2 separate regions of the Homo sapiens genome follow, and region 1 is linked to region 2. A link is a contact called in ENCODE Hi-C or POLR2A ChIA-PET data. All regions are on one chromosome and are shown on one strand. Each heading gives the region's core, a stretch centred on a gene start or an enhancer-like site at or near the end of the contact. The rest is flanking DNA. Distances are from core to core; before and after follow the strand shown.

The links. A loop is a pair of places that touch in the nucleus more often than their neighbours do. ChIA-PET counts read pairs that join two places held with the same protein, here RNA polymerase II (POLR2A). Pooled maps may share reads with other maps.
Region 1: a loop to region 2 is called in a pooled map, with 5 times the contacts of the local background. The contact joins two enhancer-like sites. A Hi-C loop is called at or near these places in 1 of 37 single-sample maps with no recorded cell type and 2 of 50 pooled maps. POLR2A ChIA-PET finds 5 or more read pairs at or near these places in 1 of 52 experiments (OCI-LY7).

Annotation. Positions count from the first base shown.
Region 1 is chr7:128,105,995-128,111,580 of GRCh38, reverse strand. No RefSeq gene overlaps it. Among named protein-coding and RNA genes, the nearest start is that of MIR593, 27 kb to the right of the region's middle. RefSeq lists an enhancer at 3,109-3,188. Within about 2 kb of position 2,625, at least 7 of the 41 ENCODE cell types and tissues checked have a DNase peak (open chromatin) inside an H3K27ac peak, as active enhancers do.
Region 2 is chr7:126,698,041-126,703,505 of GRCh38, reverse strand. All of the region lies in intron 7 of GRM8 (glutamate metabotropic receptor 8), which reads left to right. Among named protein-coding and RNA genes, the nearest start is that of MIR592, 360 kb to the left of the region's middle. RefSeq lists enhancers at 784-833, 2,166-2,485, 1,562-2,761. Within about 2 kb of position 2,310, at least 5 of the 41 ENCODE cell types and tissues checked have a DNase peak (open chromatin) inside an H3K27ac peak, as active enhancers do.

The sequences.
Region 1 (5,586 bases), core at 1,376-3,875, 1.4 Mb before region 2:
AGCACAACAGTGCCATCTGTGAAGTAGAGAGCAAATCCAAATCCACACCAGACACTGAACCTGCCAGCACCTTGATCTTGGACTTCCCAGCCTCCAGAACTATGAGCAATACATTCTGTTGTTTATAAGCCACCCAGTTTGTGATATTTTTTTCTTTTAGCAGCTTGAATGGACTAAGACAAGTACTATCTTAATTATATTTGCAAAGACCCTATTTCCAAGTAAGGTCACATGCACAGGTACTAGGGGTCTGGACTTGGACATATCTTTTGGGGGAACACTATTCAGTTCACTACAGCCAGGTGCTTGTGCAGATGCTCCTTAGTTCTGTCCCCTACCTGCAGTGTGACAAGGTCAGAGGGCACTGCAGTTGGAGGGCATGAGGCCTACAGAGGAAGCTGTTTGCCAGAGAGCTGCTTCTGTGCTGGGCTGCCCACTTCCCTCCTACACCTGGTGCAAATGAGAAGTTCAGCCAGCATCTGAGCCCTCAGCTCAGAGTCAAGGTTTACACCCAGTTCTTCTCCTTCCTTCTGCAGGAAAGAGCCAGACAATAAGAAAAAATAGGAAGAAAGGAGGTTGAATGAAAGAAATCTGAGCCTTTCAGAATGTGCACCACCTGGGCAGAGAAGAAGAAACAGAGGTGACAAGTGGGAAGACCTCCGGGCCTGAAATTCCCTGTCATGCTGCAGCTCCGGACCTGCCCCTACCTGAGTGGGGAGCAGAGGGGTGGACTGACACCTCAGACCCCTGGGCAGCTCTTGGCAAACTCACATGCTTGTCTTCAGCAATCCTGGCTTCATTTGGGGCTCTTTTCAAACCCAGGGCCTTCCCTGGGGAACCCAGGCCCCTAGCATCCTACCCACCTTCAGTAGTTGCCACACACACACACACACACACACACACACATTCTCTCTTTCTGTCTCTTCTCAGACATGTGTCTCATTCCCTTAGGCCTTCTTTTCTCAGCTTTTCAGGTGATAGGGAGCTAATCCTACCAACAAATTCAAACCAACTTGAGAGCTAATGGCTGAAACTGTTAATGATCGCTAACAAAATGAGTCCTAGGGGCGGGGTGGGGTGTGTGTGTGTGTATTTTGCATTTCTGTGCAGAAGTGTTGCAGGAACTCAGGGACCCCGAATGGAATGACTGGCTGGAGCCGTGGCAGAGGAACATAAATTGTGAAGATTTCATGGACATTTATCAGTTCCCAAATAATGCTTTTATAATTTCTTATGCCTGTCTTTACTTTAATCTCTTAATCCTGTTACTTTCATAGGCTGAGTATGTACGTCACCTCAGGACCACTGTGATAATTGTGTTAATTGTACAAATTGATTGTAAAACATGTGTGTTTGAACAATATGAAATCAGTGCACCTTGAAAATGAACAGAATAACAGCGATTTTAGGGAACAAGGGAAGACATCCATAAGGTCTGACTGCCTGAGGGGTAGGGCAAAAAGAGCCATATTTTTCTTCTTGCAGAGAGCCTATAAATGGACATGCAAGTAGGGAAGATATCACTAAATTCTTTTCCTAGCAAGGAATATTAATATTAATACCCTGGGGAAGGAATGCATTCCTGGGGGGAGTCTATAAACAGCCGCTCTGGGGACGTCTATCCTATGTGGTTGAGATAAGGACTGAGATATGCCCTGGTCTCCTGCAGTACCCTCAGGCTTACTAGGGTGGGGAAAAACCGGGCCCTGGTAAATCTGTGGTCAGACCAGCTCTCTGCTCTCGAACCCTGTTTTCTGTTGTTTAAGATGTTTATCAAGACAATATGTGCACTGCTGAAGACAGACCCTTATCAGTGGTTCTCCTTTTTGCCCTTTGAAGCATGTGATCTACTCCCTGTTCTTAGACACCCTCCCCTTTTGAAACCCTTAATAAAAAACTTGCTGGTTTGAGGTTCAGGTGGGCATCACGGTCCTACCGATATGTGATGTCGCCCCCGGCGGCCCAGCTGCAAAATTCCTCTCTTTGTACTCTCTCCTTATTTCTCAGCTGGCTGACACTTATGGAAAATAGAAAGAGCCTACGTTGAAATACTGGGGGCGGGTTCCCCCGATACAGAAGAGGCTTTAGCTCAAAGAAAGGAACCCCTGATGCTGGCAGCGAGACATATTTTTGGATTGAGGGGCTTTGTCAGAGCTCTGGATGTGTCGCGTATGTTGACCACATATACACAGCTGCTGCTGGGTCACCTCCAAGTGGCCCAGGCTGCCCTTTGCCCTACACTTGTTGGGACACAGGCCTTTGTCAACCCACCTGGGAACAGGTCTTGGTGGATCAGCGTCTCAGACAGGTCTAGCTAGGTCACATTGACATGCCTCGGGATCTATTTATTACCGTTTCCTCCTGTTTGCAAGATGAAACAACTCAGTAACACGCCTACCCAAGGTCACACACAGTACAGCTTCTTTGATGGAAGCCCAGGTGTGTTCTGTCTCTTGAGTCTAGGCTCTCTTCTTTTTATTTAGGGGGCTGTTTATCCTTTTTCAATGCCATTCCTCTCCTCTCCCTCTCCTTTCAAAAGCCAACCATTCTAAAGTGTTTTGGTTTGTAAGAGTGCAAAATGGTGTGTGTGTGTGTGCATGCGTATGCGTTTGTTGCCTGTGAGTGCTATTTTTAACCTATTTGAGTGGTTCAGAATTACAAATCTCACTTCTGTCTTCCTCTTTCTACTCAGCTCTGCTTTGAACTCTTGCATGCTCTATGTGAACCACAGTTTCCTTCCTGCTACTGAGTCCCATGGTTTGCTTCTGTTGCATCTTACCCAACCAGTCTCCCTGGAGTGGGCCCTCCATCTCCCACCACCTCAAGGAATATTGCTATAGATGTCCTACCCCGTCCTTTTATGAGAGCATGTGAGGAATTTGCGGGGGGTACATGTCAAAAAGAGACATGCAGAACCTCAGGGTGGGCATGTTCCGCACTTGCGTCAGGACTGCCATCTCACCTGCCTCCAACCCATCTACATGGCCTCATGGAATTCTTTTCCACTGTATCATGCAGGCTCCCTAGCTGTGAAACAGAGCACAGTGTCATGTAAGATTGTCAAAGCTGACACTGAGTATAGGTTGTGGTGAGCCAAAAATGTGCGATGAGAAAACCTACAAAGTTGCACTATAGAGACATAAAAATTACAGCCATTGGTGTACTGTTCTATTTTTGCCAAATGACCAGATTGTTTGATCATTCCCAATCTGTGCCTATGCTGGCAGGCTCCCGTTTGCACATCCAGATTGGCCCTCCACCCTGCTCTCTGCCCTGCAGGCAGATCTGACTGGGTGGCACCAGCAGACTCCCTCCATCTCTGGCTTCTGGTTGGTGATGGCTATGGAGAGGCACTGGCAGGGGACGAGGGAGCAGTATGGAGAGGCGCTGGCAGGGGACGAGGGAGCAGTATGGAGAGGCGCTGGCAGGGGACGAGGGAGCAGTATGGAGAGGCGCTGGCAGGGGACGAGGGAGCAGTATGGAGAGGCGCTGGCAGGGGACGAGGGAGCAGTATGGAGAGGCGCTGGCAGGGGACGAGGGAGCAGTATGGAGAGGCGCTGGCAGGGGACGAGGGAGCAGTATGGAGAGGCGCTGGCAGGGGACGAGGGAGCAGTATGGAGAGGCGCTGGCAGGGGACGAGGGAGCAGTATGGAGAGGCGCTGGCAGGGGACGAGGGAGCAGTATGGAGAGGTGCTGGCAGGGGTGAGGGAGCAGTATGGAGAGGTGCTGGCAGGGGTGAGGGAGCAGTATGGAGAGGCATTGGCAGGGGTGAGGGAGCATTATGGAGAGGCGCTGGCAGGGGATGAGGGAGCGCTGGCAGGGGATGAGGGAGCAGTATGGAGAGGCACTGGCAGGGGTGAGGGAGCAGTATGGAGAGGCACTGGCAGGGGTGAGGGAGCAGTATGGAGAGGCGCTGGCAGGGGACGAGGGAGCAGTATGGAGAGGCGCTGGCAGGGGACGAGGGAGCAGTATGGAGAGGCGCTGGCAGGGGACGAGGGAGCAGTATGGAGAGGCGCTGGCAGGGGCGAGGGAGCAGTATGGAGAGGCGCTGGCAGGGGTAAGGGAGCAGGAGAGGAGAGCAGGGCTTTACTCCCCTGGCTCCTTTCTCCCCTCAAAACGTGTCTCATTCACTTAGGCCTTCTTTGCTCAACTTTTCAGGTGACAGCAAGCCAGGTCAGCTGCCTGATGGCCCTCATGCAGCTCCTCTCAAAGGGTGCCATTAACTGTGTCCAGTCTCTGCTACTTCAGGCCTCTGGGTGGTAACCACTGCTCTCTCTTGCTGGCCCCGGGTACTGTACCATCTCTTGTTGATTTCCCTAAACTCTGCCCATATGCTTTTGTGCATATTCCTTTATTGAATGGAATGTGTTGTGTTTCCTGCTGGACCCCTGACTGATGATATAGTATCTGATATGTTAAAGGAATACATAAAATGATGGGCCAGACTACATAATATTTAAGGACAGTTTTGGCACTAACATTCAGTGTCTGAGGACAGCTACCACGTCCTGTAATATGCCTGTCTCAGTGCTCCAATCAGAAACATGACCTGGGCTGGCACCTCCCCTCTAGGACACACTTGTCTTCAAACCTTCCCCTGTGTCACCTGCCTGCCTCCAGAGTACAGTGCCACACTCCCCCCCACCCCAAACTCCTCCTCTGTGGCCCTTCAGCTCCCTGGATTGACCTTTGCCAGAGCTTTTCCCTTCCCTGCCTGCATCATGACTGTTACAAAATTGTGACAGGGTCCCAGGCTCCCAGCACAGTGCCTGGCCCATAGCAGATCCTTGGTGTTTATGGAGTGCTTGCTGGCCCTAAGATATTTTCTCTGAGCCCACCAGGATCTTCCCTGGCCCAATGGAGACAGTGACCAGCATCTGTCTGGTACCTCAGCCACCCTGTCCTGGACCCATGGCTTGTTCTACCTTGGGGAAGAAGCCAATGACAGAAGCTGGAAGATGTGGTTGGAAGATCCCAGGGTGGGGGTGGGGGCGTGGTTGGTGGGTGGTTGGTGGGCTGACACTTTAATTGCATAATTATTTCCCCAAAGACACTGGTGCTGGGGAAGATAAGGCCTGCTGCCTGCAGGATGGATGGTGTGAAGATGGGTGAGCTATATTTTCCCAGATAAAAGCACCGATTGCCTATAAACTCTGATTCTGCCTGATGTAAAAGCCACTTTATTGCACATCCAGAAATTACAACCCGTATAAAAGCACATTATTGTGATGTAAAAATAGATTTTTATATAATTTTTTCATGCCACCACCTTGTAATTCCTCATTTCCGAGCACCCTGAGATTGCACTGAGGTTTTTCTCTTTTAATTGTTTGCCATGGCATGCCAATTTATGGTAAGATATTCTCCCTGAGATCAGAGTGGGGCCAGGGCATAAATATCAGCCATGACTTCATGGCAGGCATGGTTGTGGGACACCCGAAATGCCATCAAACAACATCAGATTCCATGTGATGTCACAGATTGGGGTGGTGAGGGCTCTAGTTTTATATTCACCTGAAGCCTTCCAGGAGGGGCTCCGTCCCCTCCCTTCCGACCTGAGGGAAGGTGCAGTGTATCTCTAAGTGT
Region 2 (5,465 bases), core at 1,061-3,560:
GACCCTAGGACCTGGTTTAGATGAGGATTTCCATGGAAAACTGACTGTTCCTTTGCAGATTCTTATTTATAAAACTCTCCTTGTCAAAGTCTTTTGTCTGGTTTGCATCTCAACTTTGACTTGTGCAACCAAAGATACCCAAAAACAAAACGAAAACAAACTCTTGATGCTTCAAACATATGTTTATTCTATCCTATTCGTCTCTGTTTTAATGAATTACAGCACATCTACCTTCTGATCTAGCTGAAAGCCAAGAATTTAATTCCTCCTTTTCCTCACCCCTGCTAGTACTACTGACATAGTCCTATACTAATCTTCCTGCTTTAATTCCTTTTCTGCAAGGCATCTAGTCTAATATTCTTAAAACTAGATCATGCCTGATTGAAACTCCTCAATGAATTCCCAATATACTAGGAAAAATCTGAACTTGTCTCTCACTGACATGGCCCTAATCAGACTCCCACAGTGTCTCATTTTCCGCATTCCCACCTCTTCATTCCTCCAGCAACAGTGACTTTATTCTTGTGGCTTGAACGTGCCAAGTCTTTTCCCAGCCTTGACCCTGTACGCTTGCTATTTTCTCGGTCTGGAATTCTCTTCCCCTTATTTGCCACATGACTCCTTTTCATTCTTTAGGTCTTTATCACTTAGCATTCTGTGACAGATAACAGAAACCACTCCATTTTAATCAGAAGGGAACTTAACATGGTAAGTTAGTGCTTACAATTTTTTAGAAGGTCTTGGGAATAGCTCTTGATGTGGAACTATTCCAGACTCCAAGAACACCACCACAGAACTGGCCCTCTACATCTGCCTCATCAGGAAGCTGGGGAGTTAGAAGACTGCTGTCCCAACTGCTGGCTTCAGGGTTGTACTACTATAACCATGAGTAGGGGATCAGGAAGTGGGGTCAGAACCATTACCTTCAGGAACACATCTTATGTGCTGTCTGACAATAAGGAGACTGGACTTCTGTGCCAGTGAAGTAGACACCTTCTCTGCCACTGCGTCGTCCTTCTACAGTTTAGTTCTGAATCAGTGCTTCGCATGAGTATATCTGGTTGTCTGTGTCTAAATCCAGATCCCTAGCTGCGGAGGAGGATATGAAACATAGCTTTTAGCTTTCCAGTTTCTGGAGTACAAGAAGGTATGCAAAATGAGGTTGAAACAGATGATGGTCTGCCAGAAGGCCTCCCCTCATTACACCTGTCCATCCCATGAAATCCTATTATATCATCCTCTTTATTCCCATAATAGCAGTTATTGTAATCTCTATCCTTTTTAATTTGTTTTTCATTTGTATACTGTGTGAGTCTTCCACTGCTGGACTGTAAGCTCCACAAGGCAAGGGGCTTTCCTCACTTATGCAGGACTTGGCATGTGCGAATGCTAGCACAAATGTGTTGCTGAATTGAGTTGAATAAATGAATAAATAGAGCCTGCTTATTATTTCTATATTCACTAAACGACACTCATTGGTCTCTGACAAGATTCCCTTTTAGTTGGGGTGACCAAATAACTTGTTGTTCAAATAGGGACACTTCGGAGAAAGAAATGGGTAGCATGATTAATAATTATACTAAGACAGAAGGCATGACATGGGGCTGTCTAAAGCAAACCAGGCATATAGTCATTAACTCATTATAATCACTATTCTCTGACAGACTTATCTTCTTAGGTTGCCGAAGAGGGATCCAGATGTCTCTACCCTGGCCAACTCTTTTTACTCCTTCATTTTCCAGTAGTTGGGTAAGAATTTTGGTTGCATGGACTATAACAATAGTTTTATACTTCTTGTAGGATTTCTAAAACTAAAAAAAAATTCTCACAATATTTTACTATCTAGACTATTTGAACTTGATTCTAGATCTTGTAACAAAAATCAAAAGCAGGGTTCTAGTGTATGGTTTTCCAATGTCATTTTAAGTAGGTTACTCAGCAATCACTGGGAGAGTTTACTAGAAACAGATTTTTAAAAACATCTCTCTTGGAGCTACTGATTTCTTTAGAGGAGCTCAAGAATCCATTCCTTGTAAAACTACCAGTGAGTATGGCGCATGGTTAGATTTAAGAACCATGAGATAAGAAGCGTCTGAGCCCTCTTCTATATTTGGTACAAGGATTAATAAGTACTTTTAACATATATAATCATTGGCATTAACTACGATAAAAGCTGTAAATGACTCAGCAGTGGGAACTGACAGGCTACTGTGCTCCAGCGTGCAGGATGTCTGTGTGATGTGATGCATGTGTTTGCAATACAAGGCAGCCCACCCCCAACCTTCCGGGCCTGCAGCTGAGATCAACTGTGACTAACCTGATTCCAAAACTAGCTGACTCATTTCATTGCTTCCTGTTTCTCTTATTATACTTTGAAGTGTTTTCAGTGAAGAGCCTAGCACTCTGCCCAGTGTACTGTAAGTGCTTGGTAATTATTGGTTATATATATATACACACATATATATATACATTTATTAAAAGAAGGAAGGAAGAAAAGAAGGAATGGAAGAGAAGGGGAGAGGGAGGGAAGGAAGGAGGGATCAAGTAATGAGGCAATATGGTAAATATAGTAGAGAAACAAATTTACTGTTCTTTATCAGGATGCAATTTTAGGAATTTAGGATTTAGGAACATAAACACAAAGTATCTTGGGAACAGGACAAAATTATGTCCTCTGTTGTTTCAGATGACTTGTTAAAAACTGAAATTTTGTTGCACTGGTTTTTACACATCTGAGTGCTAAGGTAACTGCTTGTTTGACTGAATGTAACTTAAAAATATATGTAATGGACATTTTTTATTTCTTTAAATGGTGTAACAGGTTGATGTGAGAATGGACCTGCTCAGGGTGAACTAAATTGGGACTGGAGTCCCAATTTATCACCCTCATCAAATTATGTAATTTATTTCTTTCAAAATATTAAACTTTAAAATACAGATTATAATAACATTTATTTTAGGATTATGAGAATATGAGAATCAAGTGAGCTAATGAATGAGAATCATTGTTTTGAGAATCAAGTGAGCTAATGAATGAGAAAGTTCTAGGAAATATTTTAAAGTGAGATTAAAAAAGATTACTTGCCCTTTTCACTGAAACAGGTTTTCTTAAAAATCAATCATTAATAACTAGAATATAGAGGCATGCTGTATTCAAATCTGTTGCAGTCTTCAGCCTTATTTTCATTATATTGAGTTCTTGATTTCTTGATATATTTTGCGTCCAACATGGTTTCTTTCAGATACCAGTATCTGAAAGAGCTTTTTAATGAAATAGATTTTTAATATTCATTCATTGTCTAGATATTGTGAAATTGCTGTTGTTCTATACCAATCTTAGACATAATACAACCTGCAGTTACTGATGTGAAATTGAATGGAGAAACTTCATTCTGTAAAGTTGAATCAGTGATTAAAATAACCCTATGAACTATCTGAACAGTGTGTGTGCCTTGGTTCTGGTTTTCTTCTATCTAATTGTAGTCCCAATATCAGTTAACATCCTCCATCTCCCTGTGCAGTGATGCTTACTTACTCTGAACAGATGTTATAGTGACTGGAAAAAAATCAGTTTATCCATCAATAGACCTAGATCTCATATCTCCTAAAAATGTACTTTCCATCATTCTCTTTTGAGCCAGTATTTATTATTGTCCCAAAAAATGTGCATTGCAACTGGAGAGATGCAGCCAGCTTAGGCAAGCATGCCTCTAGTGGGCTTAGGGCATTTCTGGGCCACTCTGTCTCTTTATCTGGAGGCTGGAAATGATTGTTTGACACACACCAAAGGGAGAACTTCATCAGACACTGAAAATGGTACCTTGTAGCCTGCAAAAAAATACTTCCCATTGCTCCAGGGGTGGAGAAAAGTAAAGATGCAGAAACATAAAAGTCAAAATCAAAATGTAATAGAAAAATGAAAGAGGAAATAGAAGAGGAAGGTGATAAAAATAATGTATGAACTGCTTTTTTATTTAGCAGTCTTATCAAAATCACAGGGGATTTTTTTGTCTGTCAGAGTCTCAAATCCTTAGGCATCTCATGAAATATCATGAATTTTCAATGTGCTTTAAATTTTACATTTTTGAAAGCAAGAGAATTTTCTTACATACTGCATCAGTCCAGCAGATAAAAACTAGCACAACAGAACTCTTATAAACTTATTTTTGTCGAATTCACTTCTTATAAAAGCAGTATAGTTACAATTGAGGGAAATAATGGAAAATGGCTTTGCTGTGAATTTTGATGGCTTTGTTGAATCTTTAAATCTAACCTCATTCCGTCTATCATTAGTCTTTTCCTTTCATGCCTTTGATGGCAATCGTGTTTTACAGATGAACCCATTAATTCACTGGGAGGTTAAGTGATTAGCTCTGCCTGGCAGTCAGGTGCAGGGTTAAGATTAGATAAAAGTCCCTCAGGGTCTAGTGATTGCTAAACTTTGAGGACAGTGACCCTCCTTATTATAAAACCAGACATTCAGAAATTATCTAACAGCTTCTTTCACCACATTCCAAAGAAAGTTTATTTACCTTTACAGAGAAAGTGCCTATGATGGTTTTAAAAGCCAGGTTGCTAGAAAGACACTTTCTCCTCAGAAGCTAATATAATTTAGAGAGAATTTCTTGAGAGAAATATAAATGTATTTCAATTTATGCATTGCCTACATAATTAATAATAAAGTAAGTATTTTTTTGGCTTGTTAATATTCCAGGCACCCCAACAAGCTCTATTGGGGTTACGAAGGTATGCAACTCTTAGAACCAACCCACACTGAGTCATTCATTGTTTTGTTGCTTCATTCATTCATGACAGACAATTCATTTATGACAGTTGTTAAATTTATGAAAAAATAGCTTGATTAGGAAAGGTTTCACGGTCTAGATTGTATCAGATGGATAAAATGTTAACAGGCACAGAAGTGTGAGTCATTCCAGGTATAGGAAATAACATGACAATCTCCCTCCTAAATAAATCTCTGTGGTAGAAAGACATAGTAACATTTAATGAGTAGCACACATGCACTGATATGCCTAGAGCATTTTGTAATATGTGGAAAGTAATTTTAATATAAGTTAAATATTTATAAAATACATATTTAAAAGATAAGCATCATTTTTTCTTCAATTTTGTGATTCATCTAGTTTTCTGTAAATGGTAGAAAATAGAACAATTCTATTATATTCCAATCCTTCCTCCACAACCCTCTCAATAAAATTATAACAAAGAACAAGCCACTACATAATTCCCCTTCCACTTACTGTAGAAGAAGAACAACTCTTAATATTAATTGTGAGGGTTTCACCAGAGTATTGTCTAATTAAAGATGACCAGAGAAGCGGCAGCCTCAGAGACTCCTTTAATTTGACATCCTGAATACGTAGCATGTTTAAGAGTAGTTCTCAGGGGTAGTTCCACAATCTATTCCATTTGTATAAACCTCCAGAACTTCACTGAGACAATAG